Linked DNA regions of Homo sapiens: region 2 is linked to region 1. A link is a loop called in an ENCODE intact Hi-C map of the cell type or tissue named here. Cell type or tissue: transverse colon. All regions are shown on one strand.

The links. Hi-C counts contacts between places; a loop is a spot of excess contacts. Peaks named below come from ENCODE experiments on the same cell type or tissue, not always from the same donor. Only the 100,000 strongest peaks of a DNase experiment are listed, where the experiment ranks them.
Region 2: it touches region 1 in a loop (17-fold over the local background); 2 of 110 quality-filtered maps call a loop at or near these places.

What each region holds. Positions count from the first base shown.
Region 1 is chr5:1,790,828-1,795,827 of GRCh38, forward strand. It overlaps LOC101929003 (a long non-coding RNA gene), which reads left to right and starts at 2,238. Exons shown (of 2, transcript XR_241722.5): 1 at 2,238-2,808; 2 at 2,977-3,041. RefSeq lists enhancers at 1,407-1,666, 3,502-3,611. In transverse colon, no CTCF peak of the experiment used is centred here; a DNase peak (open chromatin) is centred at 2,185; H3K27ac peaks cover 1,423 bases.
Region 2 is chr5:479,861-484,860 of GRCh38, forward strand. SLC9A3 (solute carrier family 9 member A3) reads right to left here. Exons shown (of 17, transcript NM_004174.4): 5 at 4,660-4,837; 6 at 3,402-3,622; 7 at 2,688-2,890; 8 at 2,208-2,297; 9 at 1,705-1,775; 10 at 1-105. It overlaps SLC9A3-AS1 (SLC9A3 antisense RNA 1), which reads left to right. Exons shown (of 7, transcript NR_125375.1): 6 at 1-356; 7 at 502-1,032. Among named protein-coding and RNA genes, the nearest start is that of SLC9A3-AS1, 9.1 kb to the left of the region's middle. In transverse colon, no CTCF peak of the experiment used is centred here; no DNase peak of the experiment used is centred here; H3K27me3 peaks cover 4,564 bases.

The DNA of each region.
Region 1 (5,000 bases):
GACGGTGCACAAGACAGGAAAGAAACAAGAATTATAGGCATTTGTTTAGAGACTCACAGGATAGAGCCCAGAGGTCCTGCAGGAGCCAATAATCCTGCTGGCTTCTAGGGAGAGAAACTGGGTCTCGCATTCGGGAGAGAACTTCAACTCAGGTGTCTTTTGCATTTTGAACCATGTGAACACATTATCTAGTAATACTAATTTAAATTAAAATTATTTTCAAAAACATTCTATACCACTGTAGTGGGTTGACTAGCAGCCCCCGCAAAATTCCTGTCTACCTGAAACCTCGAAATGTGATCCTATTTGGAAATAGAGTCTTTGTAGATGTAATTAAGAATTTCCAGATGAAATTATCCTGGATTAGGGTGGGCCCTAAAGCAATGACGGGTGTCCTTCTAAGAAGAGGAGAAGGCACAGATCCCAGAACAGAGGAGAAGGCCTTACGAAGACAGAGGCAGAGGTTGGAGCCCTGTGGCCAGAGCCCAGAATGACCTGGGGCCACAGAAGCTGGAAGAGGCAGGAGGAATCCGCCCCTGGAGTCTTTGGAGGAAGCACTGCCTGGCCCACACCTGGATGTTGGACACCTGGCCTCCAGAGCTGTGAGAGAATACATTTCTTATGTTACAGTTTGTAGTAATTTTTTATGGCAGTCACAAGCAACTAACATATCACTTCATTCCTTTTTAAATCATCTTATCCTCTAAAGAAGTATACTTGAAGTGTAATTAACAAAATAAATTTCCCCCCCCTTTTTTTTTTTGTTTTTGGAGATAGTTTCACTCTGTCCCCCAGGCTGGAGTGGAATGGCACGATCATGGCTCACTGCAGCCTCAACCTCCCAGGCTCAGATGATCTTCCCAACTCAGCCTCCCAAGTAGCTAAGACCACAGAGGTGCACCGCCATGCCCGGCTAATTTTGGTATTTTTGTAGAGACAGGGTTTCACCATGTTGCTCAGGCTGGCCTTGAATGTCTGGGTTCAAGCAATCCTCCTGCCTCAGCCTCCCAAAGTGCTGGGATTACAGGGATGAGCCACTGTGCCTGGCCTTTCCCCACTTTTCAATCTTAAATTTGTCTTCATCTGGGATGAACAAGAGAGGTGTCTTTCTAAAGCCGACAGGCATGTAATGCACAATAATAAAATATTATACAATTTGTTTCTCACCCAGCCACTTACTCAACAAAAGCCAAAGAGAATTGCTATATTTGGTATAATTAGAAAAACAATAATAAATAAATAGTATCTGTCACAGTTTTTTCCAAAGTACTTTTATATGAAAACTGATTCCCTGAGTTCTTAGGGTTTTACACCTTAAATTTAGGGAGAGCACATTCTTTCAAGATTTAAATTTTGCAACAACACAAGTCAAAAATAATTTGAGTAATGAAGGGAAGGAGAGTGTCATCCTGCCTGGGACTGCGTCCAGGCAGTCCAAGACACATGTGCAGAACACGTGCACATGTGCAAGGTGTGATGTGATGTGAACATACGAGTGTTGCTCCCAATAGGGAGGAAGGAGAGACTATGGCATCTTCTCTAAATCTTCTTTTTATTTATCCTTTTGTTTTTGTTTTTTTTGAGACCGAATTTTGCTCTGTCCTACAGGCTAGAGTGCAGTGGTGTGATCTTGGCTCACTGCAACCTCCACTTCCTGGTTTCAAGCAATTCTCCCACCTCAGCCTCCTGAGTAGCTGGGATTACAGGTGCCCACCACCATGACCGGCTGATTTTTTTTTTTTTTTGTATTTTTAGTAGAGAAAAGGTTTCACCATGTTGGCCAGGCTGATCTCCAACGCCTAACCTCAAGTGAACCCCCACGCCTTGGCCTCCCAAAGTGCTGGGATTACAGGCATGAGCCACTGTGCCTGGCCTAGTTAAACTTTTTGACTTTTAAAAATAAGTAACGGTTGTTCAAAGGTCTTTAGAGCAGAAATGAGAGTCTCAGGGCTCCCCAAATCTCTGCACACACGGCTTTCAGAGTGGAATTACCCTTGCTCACACACAGCTGCACACAGCATAGCTCTGATGGCAGAGGGTTCACTTGCTGCGGTGAATGTCCTAGAATAGAAGTGGGTTGGTAAATGCTTTCTGCAAAGAGCCCGAGAGCAAAACCTTTCTGTGCTCTGAGGCAATGACTCAACTCTGCTGTGGCAGCAGGAAACACACACAGACCACAGGATGCATAAATGAGCGAGGGGGCGTGTGCCAATAAAACTTTATCAACAACAACTGGCAGTGGCCCAGCCATGGACTTGTGGAGGAGACCATCATTTGATGCAGTTGGCCACACTGAAGCTCAGACACGCCAACGTGGTAATGAGGCAGAACGTGGATTCCACTCCATCCTTTTAAGATTAAAGACATGCTCAGCAACAGGTGATACTAGTTCAAGTATTTACCGGGTTATGTGCTGGGTGAGCTGGTGAGCCTGCAGTCCCAAAAGGAAGAAAAAGAGAATGAACGCAGCAGCCAGCTGCGGGAGAAGCAACCGTGCAGCCATCTCGGGTTGGGGGGCAGGAGGTTTCCCAGGGGAGCTGCCTCCTGGCAGGAAGCGCTGGAATCCAGCTCAGTAATTCCCATGAACTCTGTTTAACACCAGCAAGATGGGAAAGGAAGGCAGCTGCAGCCCCAGCTGGAGAGCAGGGCCCTGAGGCTGGGCTCTTCCTGGGCACAAGCCTCTGCCCAGAGCTTCCTGGCGGGGCCCTCAGCTCCTCTTCTCCAAGGCCTGGAAACGAGCTCCATGGGGCTGAGAATCATCTCTGTGTGTGGGAGACACATGGTCAATCTGAGTAAGCGGAAAAAATGGTGAGTGGCTGCGATGGGAAGGAAGCCCCAGAGAAGGGGCTGAGCCTGACTGGCAAACGGGAGGGCGTGGAGTGGGTGGGCAGGGACTTCACTTTTCCTTGACAGTTGTTTCATTGCTCAGATTATTTTGGCAAAGCATATTGTTGACGAATTTTTATGTTTTTCTAGGTATCAATATAAAAGTAAGATATAAACACAACTCCTCAACAAAATTAAAACCCACAGAAAGGGAACCTCACATTTCACTCCCACCTGTCTGTTCTCCCCTCTCCTTGAGAAGTAAAAACAACCACTGTCTTGCAGTGTGTTGCTGCAGAACTTTTCTTACAAAGTTACCTAAATACGGTGGCTTCGAAAAACGTGCTTAGATTTATGTTTTTTACTTAAATGGAAACGTATTTTGCACACGGTTGTACAACTTTTTTTTGCATATTTAATATTCAGAAATATGTCTTGGCGTTGAGTTTCGAGATGGCTTGTGGCGAGCCACGCCGTTTGCCCTAGGGCTGCTTGGTTACCATTTGTTGCAGGGCTCTGTGGTTACCAGGAGCCTGTGTGACCACTGACTTCACATCTGCCCTTCGCTGAACGTGTATTTCTAGAAAAATCCAGTGTCAAACTTGTCCCACACTCCAGTGCCAGAGGTGCTGAGGGTTCTCTTGGGCAGGACCGTTCAGCAAAGTCCACAGAGCAAAATGGGAGCTTGGCCTTAAAAGGGGTGAGCAAGCAGGAGGCGGGCCTCCTCTCATGAGCAGGCACGGAGGTGCTGGTCTGCCTTCGCTGGCCGAGTGCCCGCTGCAGGCTGGGCTGGTGGGAGACGTACGGACACAAACACGGCTGGGAAGCAGGCTCTGCCTCCACGCAGCATGCTCATCTGTCCGGGCTGCAATAACAAAATTCCACCAACGGCTTACAGACAAGAAACTGGTTTCTCACAGATCTGGAGGCTGAAGTCCAGCATCAAGGCGCCGGCAGCTTCCGTGTCTGGTGGGGCTTCCTGGCTCACAGACAGGGCTCCTCCTCACATGGTGGATGGGGCGAGCTGGCTCTCTGGACTCCCTTTTCTCAGGCCCAAACCCCATCACAAGGCCCTGGAGCAGGACTGAGTCACCTCCTGAAGGCCCCGTTCCAAAGCACTCCCACGGGGGATTAGGTTTCAACACAGGAATTTTTGGCGACACAAACATTGAGACCACAGCACCCAGCTCTCTGGGTTCCCAGAACCCTGTGGGAGGGCTGGGTCGCGCCTGCCCCCTTTTAAACACGAGGCTTCCATGGAAGCTTCTTGCCGGAGGCTGGACACTGAGGAATGGACAGGATCAACACTCTTCCACCGGCTCTTCCACCTCCCGATCACTTCCACCATCGCTGGGGGAAGAACGAATGCACCGCGTGGAGTGCTTCCGCCACAAAGCAGCACATCACCTCTGCTCGGAGACCCTGCTGGTGACCCTCAGCCAGCCTCATAGGCCACAGCAGGTCTCACAGCCATGCCCACTCGCAGGGAGGCAGGGAAGCCCCAGCCCCCACCGGTCCGGCACAGGAAGGAGACCTGGACCCTGGGAGTGCCGGTCTCGCCTCCCACTCTCCTGGGTGAGTGACAGCGACGCTGCCAGGTGGGTGGTCCATCAGTTAGACCTGGTCCGTGAGTAGCCTCCTAGGTGGATACAAACATGACAGCGTCCCACAGAGCACCTCGCCTCCTTCTGGAAATGCATAGACAGCTCCTATGTTCTTCTCTCCATCTGGGCATCATTTACTCTTCCTTCACTTGCACTGCTGTCCCCAGTTGATCTTACTTTAAAAGTCCCTCAGAGAATAACCTAATAACGTACACCTGAATAGCACTTCTAACTTCTCACAGTATTTTCAATCCGTCTTTCAGTTCATTGGCACCACACCTTCAGGAGACAGGGAGGACATTGGCAAGACAGGGCTGGCATCTGGCAGGGCCCCAGGCCACCCGTAGGTCTCGCGAGTGCAGGGACAGCTCCTGACAGGATGACCCTGCCGGCCCACGTGCCCACTCCTCCTCTCTCTGCAGTCGCCTTTCTCTGTGCCCATGAGGACCTGCTCAGCCCACCTTTGGGTGGCTTGGAAGTGCCTGGGATTTAAGTCCCCACACGGTCACCCTCAACCACCAGTGACGAGCATCTGTGGATAAACGCCCCCCCCCCCCCAGTCCTCATCCC
Region 2 (5,000 bases), 1.3 Mb before region 1:
TTCAGGTTCAGCTCGTGGAAGACATTCAGGATCCGGTCTCGAGACTTCTGGGCCGACCGTCTCATGAGGACCCTGCTGAGGAACTTCCTGTCGAAGTGGGACCACCTGTAGGGACAGACCTTGGGTGTGAGCCTCAGGTGACAGGCGCCCTAGAGCCCGCCGGACGCGTGGCCCGGCCCCTTCTCTCCTGAATTTTGTTTGCTATAGTGACCCTGTAGGCGCGTTTAAAATGAGGGAAGCAGCCCCTGCCACACGCCCAGGCCGTCCGCCGTTCTCCCGCCTGTCCTGTTGGATGGAGGCCGTTAGACGCATATGAAACTGCATGCCGCCTCCTCCAGAGGGTGGCTCAGGACACGGTGGGTGTCAGGCCTGGTCAGGCAAGGGGGCTTTGGCCACATGGGGGGCACCTTCAGGTGCACAGGAGGAAGGGCAGGGGCGGACAGACACCCTGAGCCCTTAGACTTGTGGGAGCCAAGCTGACCAGAGTGAGGTTTTTTTTAGCCTAACGGAATTAGAGTATTCGCTGGTTATCCAGATCAGAAGGGACGGTGGCCTGGCCGGACTTAGAGGAAACTCTGGGGCACAAGGAGGTGATGCCTGTCACTTGGACATGGGTGCAGCCGCCAGAGCCGCCCTCCAGGGCACAGGGTGGGCCCGGGTGAGCTTGTGTGCTCACACCTGGGCAGGCCCCGCGGCAGCAATGGCAGCTCTCCTGTACAGGCTGAGTTTCAGCCACACCAAGAAGTCAAAGCTAACCGAGGCTGTGCCTTCCGAGACCCCCGGGATGGCCCCTGGGAGGCCAAGGAGTCGGGGACTGGGTACCCGGAGCAGAGTCACTGTGGCCACGGAGAACCGCAGCTGAGCTTTATGAAGCCACGTGGCCACACCTCCCGGTGCCTCCACCCCAAGCAAACACAGATCGCTCAGAAAATGGGAACCCAGGGCAAATTGTATGTGCTCCTTACTGGGTTTATTATAAGTGTCACATGTTTTTTATAATAAAACATAGGTGATTTCACCTTAATGGACAAACTCTTTTTTTTATTTTGGGACGAAGTCTCGCTCTGTCACCAGGCTGGAATGTAATGGCGCAATCTCGGCTCACCGCAGCCTCCACCTCCCGGGTTCAAGCGATTCTTGTGCCTTAGCCTCCTGAGTAGCTGGGATTACAGGCCCACGCCACCACCCCTGGCTAATGTTTGTATTTTTAGTAGAGACGGGGTTTCACCATGTTGGCTAGGCTGGTCTCAAACTCCTGACCTCAAGTGAGCTGACCACCTCAGTCTCCCAAAGTGCTGGGATTACAGGCTTGAGCCCTGCCAGACAAAATCATTTTAAATGTTGACTGATACTAACCCTGTTTATGACGTGGAGGAAATAATCTATTTGCCTTATTTTCAATTCCTACATAACAATTTGGAATTAATTGGGCCACATGAGAGGGCATCTCTATTCCCTGGAAGGAGCACAGAGAATTCAGCTCCTGTCCCCTCACTCGGTGGCCCCAACTGCTGCCGCCAACTCCTTTCCGCAGCACCTGCGTGTCTCGGGGCACACCTGGCACCTGGCCTCATGGGGCACCGGAGCCCTGACCAAGCCTGGACTCAAACAGTTGTTATGCATGTGGCTTCTGGTTCTTCCGAGTGGAGGATGTTTCCAGAAGCCGGGCTGTGCGACACCGCCGGGGCCGTCCCAGCCACTTACTTGTCTCTGAGATAATTGTGCCCGATCTGTCCGGATATGTCCTCGATGGCCGAGAGGATGTGGTCGAAAGCCTTTCAAGGGAAGAAAGACATGAGCGTCTCGGGGCGGCCAACCGGGGAACATGAGGTGCCCCTCCACTCCTGGCCCAGCCCCGAGGAACCCACCAGCCCCCCTCACCACGCCCCTGGCCTGGACGCAGCCTCCTCTCCCCTCCTGGCCCAGCCCCAAGGAACACACGGTGCCCTCCGCCACCCCCCAAGCCCCAGACCAACGCAGCCTCCTCTCCCCTCTCAGCCCAGCCCCGAGGAACACGCAGTGCCCCCCCCCGCCCCCCAGCCCCGCACGTATGGCGGCCTCCTCTCCCCTCCTGGCCCAGCCCCAAGGAACACACGGTGCCCTCCGCCACCCCCCAAGCCCCAGACCAACGCAGCCTCCTCTCCCCTCTCAGCCCAGCCCCGAGGAACACGCAGTGCCCCCCCCCCGCCCCCCAGCCCCGCACTTACGCGCCCGTGCAGCTTCTCGTTGAGCCGAGGTTCCCGGTGCTCGCTCCTCTTCACCTTCAGCCACTGCACCAGAGGCTTGATGGTCAGGCCCTGGAGGACAGGGTCTCGTGACCCTGGTGCCAGGCAGCCCCCCACATCCCGCTGGCCCGGCCAGGTGCACCACACAGAGCCACCTGCCCCGGGGCCCACAGGCGCCCTCCCTGCTCTCCGGGCACCCAGCAACCCGCGCCCCTGCTTTGCAGAGGAGGAAGCAGCACCCGGGGCCTCATCCACCAGCGAAGGCCCGGGAAGAACATTTTTAGGACAATTATGCTTCCTCCCCAGTGGGGCCACGTGAAAACCTACAAAACGGCTCCTAGTTACTAAAATTATGAAACCCAATTAGGGTCTGGAGCCTGGAAATGCTTGTCCTGAAGTGCGGGCCCAGGCTCCCCTCGCGGGCGGGGCCGAGACCCCAGGGCTGGCTGGGCTGGGCCTCACCTGGAAGATGACGGTGAAGAACACTACGATGATGGTGGTGCTGACGAACAGGTTCTTCTCCTTGACCTTGTCTCCATCCAGAAGCACCACCAGGGCAAAGGCCACGGCCCCGCGCAGGCCCCCGTAGGACAGGACCACCTGGTCAATGGGCTCCAGCTGCACCATGCGGTAGCGGTTCAGAAGCCAGGTCTGCAGGACCACACCTGCGGATGATGGGGCGGGCACTCAGCTCCCCGGCCGCCCTCCCAGCCGCGGGACCCCAGCCCCTCCGGGACAGCGTCTTGGCGGCCAAGCATGTGCTGACGAAGAACAGCGGCACCCTAGATACGGCGTCCCCACGCCACGTCCCTCGTCACCATCCACCCGGAGCCACACGCGGCCTGGCGTCTCCCCCCCACGCTCCGTGCATCACACACACGGGTGCTGGGGGATGGGGCTGGGCGGGGGCGGGGCTGTCTTGCTTCCCGTTCCATCTCTCGTGCCACTGACCCTGTCTTGAGGCACATCCAGTGGAGTCAGTGGGAAACCAAGTGGTTTCCCTTGGGGTTCCAGAGCCTCCCACCCCAGCCCCGAGGCCGCCACCATCAGGTCCTCTCCTCTGCCTTGCACGGGGCTGCACCTCCATCTCCCTGGGCCCAGTAGAAAGCCTGCGCCTTCCCGGAGACGGTGCCGGCCCATCGGTGGTCCCACGGCCGCAACCCGGCCCCGCCTCACCGATGGCCCGGTACACGGAGATGAAGACCAGCGTCAGGAGCACGAAGGCCGTGTTCCAGGTCCAGATGAACGGGTTCACGGCCGAGATACCCAGGAACATGAAGATGATGGTCTCGGCGCTGCTGGCCAGCATCTTCATGGTGTAGCGCACGGTGGTGGCCGACTGCTCCGAGATGTTGGCCTTCACATACTTCTGACAGCAGATGCCACAGAAGGTGATGCTGCAGGGACAGACGCGCCTCAGGACACGGCCACCTGGCCTGGCGCCCGAGGCCCCCGTGTCCGCCCAGCCCCCCACGGCCTGGCGCCTGTAGGCCCAGAGTCACAGTTGTGTGGTTACGGGGGCCTCTTCCTCCCGAGCCAGGCTGGGCCGCCAGGGTTCCTGCCCACAGCCCTGCGGGGGCCACAGGCGGCATCACCGTCATGCAGATAATGGGCACCGGGGCTGCCTGCCAGCAGGGAGGGCAACAAAGGGTTCCAAAGTCCCTCCCCACCTGACCTGTCTCAGGGTGGGCACTGCTGTCGGCCCACAGACAATTCAGTGGAAACGCCAACTCCTTATTTTAAAATTTAAATAAATTCTTTGCCCCACACTGAATTCCCACCCAGCCTGGGAGCGCCAGCGGAGCGGGCGAGGTGACGGGACACTGCTCTGAAGGTCCCGCGCTAGGACAGAGGGCAGGGGAGGCCCTCCACTTCCTGTACTTCCCCTCACGGGGGTTCACGGGGAACTTGGTGATGCAGAGCCCGGAGCTTCTGCCACACACACCCCCGGTGTCCATGCGGCTGGCACCTCCCTCCGAGTTGGGGTCCCCCTGGCTGGCTCACCCCGCCGGACCCAGGAGGGTGTGGAGAAGCTCGGGTTGGGGTCCCCCTGGCTGGCTCGCCCCGCCGGACCCAGGAGGGTGTGGAGAAGCTCGGGTTGGGGTCCCCCTGGCTGGCTCGCCCCGCCGGACCCAGGAGGGTGTGGAGAAGCTCGGGTTGGGGTCCCCCTGGCTGGCTCGCCCCGCCGGACCCAGGAGGGTGTGGAGAAGCTCGGGTTGGGGTCCCCCTGGCTGGCTCGCCCCGCCGGACCCAGGAGGGTGTGGAGAAGCTCGGGTTGGGGTCCCCCTGGCTGGCTCGCCCCGCCGGACCCAGGAGGGTGTGGAGAAGCTCGGGTTGGGGTCCCCCTGGCTGGCTCGCCCTGCCGGACCCAGGAGGGTGTGGAGAAGCTCGGGAGGAGGGCGTGGAGAAGCTCGCGTGTGTGGGAGGGACTCACGCGAGGATGGCCGACAGCGACAGCATCTCGGACGTCAGGTAGGACAGGTAGGAGATGATGAACACGAAGCCGGGCTCGATGATACGCACATGCTTGGTGAAGCGCGTCACCAGCGACAGCAGGAAGGCGAAGACCACCCCCACCAGCGTGCCCCCCAGGCTCACCACGAAGAAGGACACTGGGTAGAGGACGCCCTTTGTGGCCGTGCCGGCCTTCCGGGCCCTTCCTTGCCAGGGGCCGCCTGGTGACCCCGCGGAAGTGCCGGGAGCCCGGGAAACGGGGGTGGATCCCTCACTCTCTTGGAGATCGGGCCTGGTCTCAGCACCAGCCTTGGTTCAGCA